Linked DNA regions of Mus musculus: region 1 is linked to region 2. The links are chromatin loops, found by intact Hi-C in ENCODE. Cell type or tissue: heart. All regions are shown on one strand. Links, peaks and the distances in the headings refer to the core of each region. The heading gives the core; the rest is flanking DNA. Region 1 overlaps 4732416N19Rik (RIKEN cDNA 4732416N19 gene). Region 2 holds the start of Caprin2 (caprin family member 2).

Evidence for each region. Peaks named below come from ENCODE experiments on the same cell type or tissue, not always from the same donor. Only the 100,000 strongest peaks of a DNase experiment are listed, where the experiment ranks them.
Region 1: it touches region 2 in a loop (3.0-fold over the local background); 8 of 42 quality-filtered maps call a loop at or near these places.

Annotation. Positions count from the first base shown.
Region 1 is chr6:148,213,608-148,216,521 of GRCm38, reverse strand. All of the region lies in intron 1 of 4732416N19Rik (RIKEN cDNA 4732416N19 gene), which reads right to left. Among named protein-coding and RNA genes, the nearest start is that of Ergic2, 2.7 kb to the right of the region's middle. In heart, for the core only: a CTCF peak has its summit at 1,532 (motif pointing left); no DNase peak of the experiment used is centred there.
Region 2 is chr6:148,894,894-148,897,807 of GRCm38, reverse strand. It overlaps Caprin2 (caprin family member 2), which reads left to right and starts at 1,571. Exons shown (of 19, transcript NM_181541.4): 1 at 1,571-1,790; 2 at 2,652-2,871. The coding sequence starts at 2,695. In heart, for the core only: a CTCF peak has its summit at 1,478; a DNase peak (open chromatin) is centred at 1,567; H3K4me3 peaks cover 1,736 bases; H3K27ac peaks cover 1,399 bases.

The sequences.
Region 1 (2,914 bases), core at 191-2,690, 680 kb after region 2:
ACTCCTGTGACAAAGTACCTGAGATGAACAGAGAAAGTAAGGGGACCTATAGGTTTTGGAGGCCTCAGTCCAGGATCTCTTGGACCTATGATGGATCCTTACATGATGGCAAGGTGGAAGGACCAGGTGGATTTCTTACTTAAGGCTCCACTTTCTAAATGTTTCCACTGTTTCCTGTGTGCCTGCTTGTGCTTTCTCTCTCTCCTTCCCTCCCTCCCACACATTTATAAATACCCACACCCACAGAGGAAGAGGGAGAGGGAGAGGGAGAGGGAGAGGGAGAGGGAGGGAGGGAGAGGGAGAGATGAAGATGCTGTGATCAGGAGGTGTTTTCCCAGCAAGAAGCTTAGCCACTGCACTTGGATATGCTGGCCTAAGATTTTTCCCAAATGTGGTAAACTCAACTATACAGTATAGTCTGTGATAGTGGAGGGAACTGCATTCGAGTTCTCTCCTATAATAACTAAAAATAAACTTTAAAAAAACAATACATTTCCAGAGGTTAACATTCCTTACACAGCCACTTCACCATCTGATAGTTAATGGCTTCCTAGCTGTCAAATTATCGACTTACTTTCCTCTCTCTGCTTATACAGGCATCATGAGACACTTTTAAGTGTTTTACTCAAGCTGGAATTCATTAACTTTATTCTGTTTCCCCAGCCACCTCATAATTAGATCTTCTAAAGTGAAATTAGGTTAATTTAGTGTGGCATGTTAAGGACCGTGTGCTGGCTTCTCATGGCCAACAAGTCCTTCTAGTATTGAAATACCGTCAGCCTAACACCTTGCTTTCACATTGTGCTTTTAATCAACAAATATCTATGATCTGCTATAAACATCAATTGGCTTAATCCCCATTGAGTAACATATTACATTATAATCTCAAAAAATTATGTAAACGAAAACTGAGGCACAGCGTGAGGTGAAGGAACATGCCCAAGGTCACAGATTTTAAAAGTGGTAACGACTGTGGCCCACGCTGGGCTCAGCAGGGTGGCTATGAGTCAACCCATAGACCTCCTTGCACTGTCAGGGGGGAGTGGGGAGCTTGTCCTCTGAGACCAGCAGCTCATCCTACAGCACATGGATGAAAGTCATTGAGCATGAAGTTGACATGAAGTTCTGAAACCACTGGGAAACCATGGAGGAACCCTCAAGATGTTGACAGCTGCAAGACAGGAAAAACTGACAAATGGAATTATACAAAACTAATTTAAAAAACCATTATGTACAACAAAGAAAATCATCATCAGAGCAAAAAGACCACACAATGAAAGAGAATCTATCCATGGTGGCTGTGCCCAGAAGAGGGTAGAATCCAGCAGACTCTAACCACAGACTATGGAAGAGGCATCTAACCCTAATAGTCAAGCATTTCTTGGGGGCAGGTCATTTCAAGATCTCAAATTTCCTTTTAAACAACACTCCAAGAAATGTATTGAAACAAATCTGGGCGTTGATTCGTGTCTAAAAACAGCAACAGTGAGAACAGGCAAAGCTGAATGAACCTGGTCGCCATCTAGTGCTAAAACACGGAAGTGACAACCAGCTCAGAGAAAACCATCCCCCTCAGGACAAACAGGCTCAGTATCTGACCCCTGGGAGCACATGTGTCATACCAGCTTGTACCAAGAGCATTTAGGGAACCCTGAGCTTGTCTAGTACTCAAAGTACTCGACCAGAAACTGTCCAGGCAGTAACCTGCATGGGCAAAGTCCCAGTGAGCTGCTGAGATCATTGTTTAAAGGAAATTTGATGAGTTTAAGGAAAATACAGAAAGATTTCAATATCTTATCAGAGAATCTCAAAAAGCTGAAAGGAACTAAACAATTCCCAAGATTAAAAATAAAGTTGGGAACTACTGAAATATCATGGACCTACATATTCATATAAATAAGAAAACTCAGATTTTCAAGCTCCAAGTAGGTACATGGAAAAAATGGCAGAAGCCCATAAATGACAATGTTGAAAACGTGTTCAGAGCAAAGTGTGGTGGCTCACACCTGTGGGGTCACATTTATGCTCCTTCATCTCAGGTCCTTCCACATGTTTGCTATATAGCAAGATATCCTTTCACCTGTGTCTGCTTCAGGAAAACATCCTTTCATCTATGTCTGCTTTAGCAAGACATCCTTTCACCTGAGTGCCCCAGCAAAACATCATTTGACATAACTAACTTTCCAAAGAAACTATAAGTTTCTACTTCACACACCTGTAATCCCTTGGGAAGCTGAGGCAGAAGATCTGCCCAAGTTCATGATCAGCCTGGGATATAGGTAAAGTCTGTCTGGGCAAATAAAAACTAGTTAATACAAAATATGAATAGAGAATTAGTAGTCACCTCTAGCTGAAGCCTGTGATAAAGAGGCTCTATGTACAGCTGAGAAGCTGGGCAACAGTTTCAGGACAAACAACACTGAGATTGGCAGCTAGGGAGAAGAAACAAACACAGAAGACTGTGATCCAATCAAATTTGAGGCTGGTGGTGATGTTCATATATAAAGAAGAATAGATTTGGGTTAGGAATAAGACATGCCGGGCGGTGGTGGCACACGCCTTTAATCCTAGCACTTGGGAGGCAGAGGCAGGCGGATTTCTGAGTTCGAGGCCAGCCTGGTCTACAGAGTGAGTTTCAGGACAGACAGGGGTACACAGAGAAACCCTGTCTCGAAAAAACAAAACAAACAACAAAAAAAGAATAAGACACAAAAGCCACTTGAGGTACATGTGAACCTTAGAGAGTAATATTAGTTTCTCTTTTGTTATTAACTAGCTAAAGCTTGTCCCCAATCTACGGAGAATTAAAAGGATGTCATAAAAATATAGTTTGAGCATTTTAACCCTACTCCTAAACCTCTCTTCAATAAATGAAACATAATGGGATGGAGTCTCTAAAAAGCAGACTGTTTCC
Region 2 (2,914 bases), core at 142-2,641:
AAATATTATTTTTGGGTTCATTATTAGCATAGGCCAACAAAGGCATATGCAAATATAAATGTGTCAGTTCAGTTATCTGAAGGTGTGCTCATCACAGGCTTCATGGCCACTCTGTGTGGCAAAAGGTAAGTCTATTGGTCAGTTCAGCAGCCTGTTCTTTCTCTAGTTATAAATGAGGAAAACAGACAACATAGTGTTTGTCTAATATTCAAGTTGCAGGTATAGTTCAGAGATTCAAAGCTAAAATACAACATTAAAGAACATAATAGGACAGGGAGGAGAGATGACTCAGTGGTTAAGAGCACTGGCTGCTCTTCCACAGGCCCTCCCTGGGCTCAATTCCCTGCACCCACGTGGTGGTTCACAACTGTTTATAACTCCAGTTCCAGGGTATCCAACACCCTTTTCTGACCTACAGCAGGAACCAGGCAACCATGTACATAAACATACATGCAGGTAAACATGTAATAGGTAACAAGAAGTGCCAAAGCCAAGGTGATTTTTGGGTGGTCTTGTCCAGACTTTCCATTTATTTACTTGATTATGCTTTTGACTGCCCTGTTCTAAATAATTACCCTTGCCTCAAGGATAGGACTTAAAACCAATTCTATTTGGTAAAATACTTGGGCACAAGTTTTAATTTATTAACTTTATTATTTTATTTAGTTTATGAGGTAGTGTTTTTTGTTTAGGTCTGTTCCTGCCTCCCTGGTATTAGGGAGTAATCTACCCCTAAAACCTCATTTGATACAGGAACTACCACCAGTCCTTCAGAAGCTGACATTCTTCCTGTTTTCTGTTAACTTTATGCAACCCAACAAATAACTTTTTTTTGTTGTTGTTTTTTTTTTCTTTTTTTCGAGACAGGGTTTCTCTGTGTAGCCCTGGCTGTCCTGGAACTCACGCTGTAGACCAGGCTGGCCTCGAACTCAGAAATCTGCCTGCCTCTGCCTCCCGAGTGCTGGGATTAAAGGCGTGCGCCACCACTGCCCGGCCCAACAAATAATTTTAACAACTCTTTTAGTGCCAATGAAATGAATTGCTTCATAGCGACACATAGCCTTGGCGCATACCCTCCTACTACAAAGGCTGCAGTCATCTACTCTGCTGCTCTTACAGGCTGAGTCCTCTGACTCATTCTACAATGAAAAATCATCTGTGGGGCAAGGGTGCTCTTGTATTTTAGAAGTGCCCATTTAAACCATTAGAGCCTGAAGGCTGGCTTATCTGGTCATTCTGCGCAGGACTTGCTGCCTCTTTTCCAAGAATTGAAATCATCTGCACCAGTGCTGGCTGAAACAAGCGGGCCCATCCATGCTACCAGGTGCAGTATCTCACACCAGCCTCAGGCGCAACAGAGAAGCGCAGGGAAGGTACGCGCCAAGCGCAGGCTTGCAGAGAGGGGCACCGGAAAGGACCTGTCCCTCGCAGGTCCCGGGTACCGGAAAAGGGCGGACTGTGGTGGTCTAGCGCACGAGAGGGGAGTGGGAGGGGACACCGGAAGGCGAAGCCTCCGAGGGGAGCTCGCGTGCTAGAGGGCGGGGCAGAGGACCGGAAATAGGCGGGATTTGGGCGTGGTCGCGCCGTGCGCGGCCTACATAAGTTGCGCGCGCCTTGAGGGGGACAGCTTGGGCGCGAGCAGCGGAGTTGGCTGGGTGCACTGTCGGCGGTGGCCGCAGGCTAAGCTGAGGCGGGAGGAAGGGACGCGGGGGGAGAAGGGAGTGCGGGGTGGAGTTCGCCCACTTTGCAGCGCGCAGGACTCCCGCGCGCTTTCGGAGGCAGCCGGGGAGGTGAAGCAGGACGGCGGCGGGGTGGGTGGGTCTGCGCGGCCGCGGCGGGGTGGAGAAGCGTGGTGCCCCAGCATTCTGGGGTCGGGCTTCTCAGCGGCTTTGCAGAGCGCTCTGCGTCTGGTGGGCTGCGTGGGCCCTTAGACTGTGACCCTGACTGGGGCTCCTCTACTCGGGCCCTTGGGGCACTTGAACGAGCAATGGTGTCCAGGGGCTGTCTAGCTCTGGTCTTGCTCCTTACGGGCAGGATTTCTGAATAGAGTTGAAGTGTCCGACTCCTTGGTTTCCCGGTTCCTTGGTGCGGGTAGCGGAAGGCTTGCCAGTATAGGAGTGAGTGATTGTGAGTTACTGTAAACACAACTGGAAGCCACCTCGGCGTACAGTTTGTGAGACTTGGCAGCAGTGTCCAGGGGGATGCACTTGGTTAGGTCCTGGACAGTCAAAGAGTGTTGTCATTTAGTACAAGAAACTTGGTTCACGTAGACTTTGAGATAGCTTGAAGTTGTGGCTGCAACCCTCACCCTCCGCCCCCGACCATAGAAATTATTCAGAATGAGATCAGAAGCCTTCCGCTTGCTTAGCAGTTCTCCATGTGGGGAATAGAACTTCTGGAAACATTCCTATAGTGTAAATTTTGCCTACGTATAGACTGTCTTTATTGGCTATTGCTTGTGTCAATTAACCTTAGTAGGGGAGTGGAAGTACGCTGTCTGAATCAACGTTATGTTTTGACTTCATTTCATTTTAAAGAAGCTCCTCGTTGTGCACCTTTAGTTTACATTGGTACTTAACTCCTCCTGCCCCCATCCTTTAGCCTCATCTGTTTCAGTGGTGCAACTCTCTCCATCCCTTTTCGGTTACCAGTCACCTTCAGGCCGGCCATTCAGAGGAGGGAAAAGTGGGAAGTATGAAGTCAGCCAAGTCCCAAGTGAACCAGGATCAGCAAGGGGAAAACCAGCGGGCTCTGAGCCCCCTGCAGTCTACTCTCAGTTCTGCTGCATCTCCTTCCCAGGCATATGAAACCTATATTGATAATGGACTTATATGCCTTAAACACAAAATTAGGAACATCGAGAAGAAGAAGGTAACCTTTCTACCCCTCCCATCCCTGAGTGTGCATTACCATA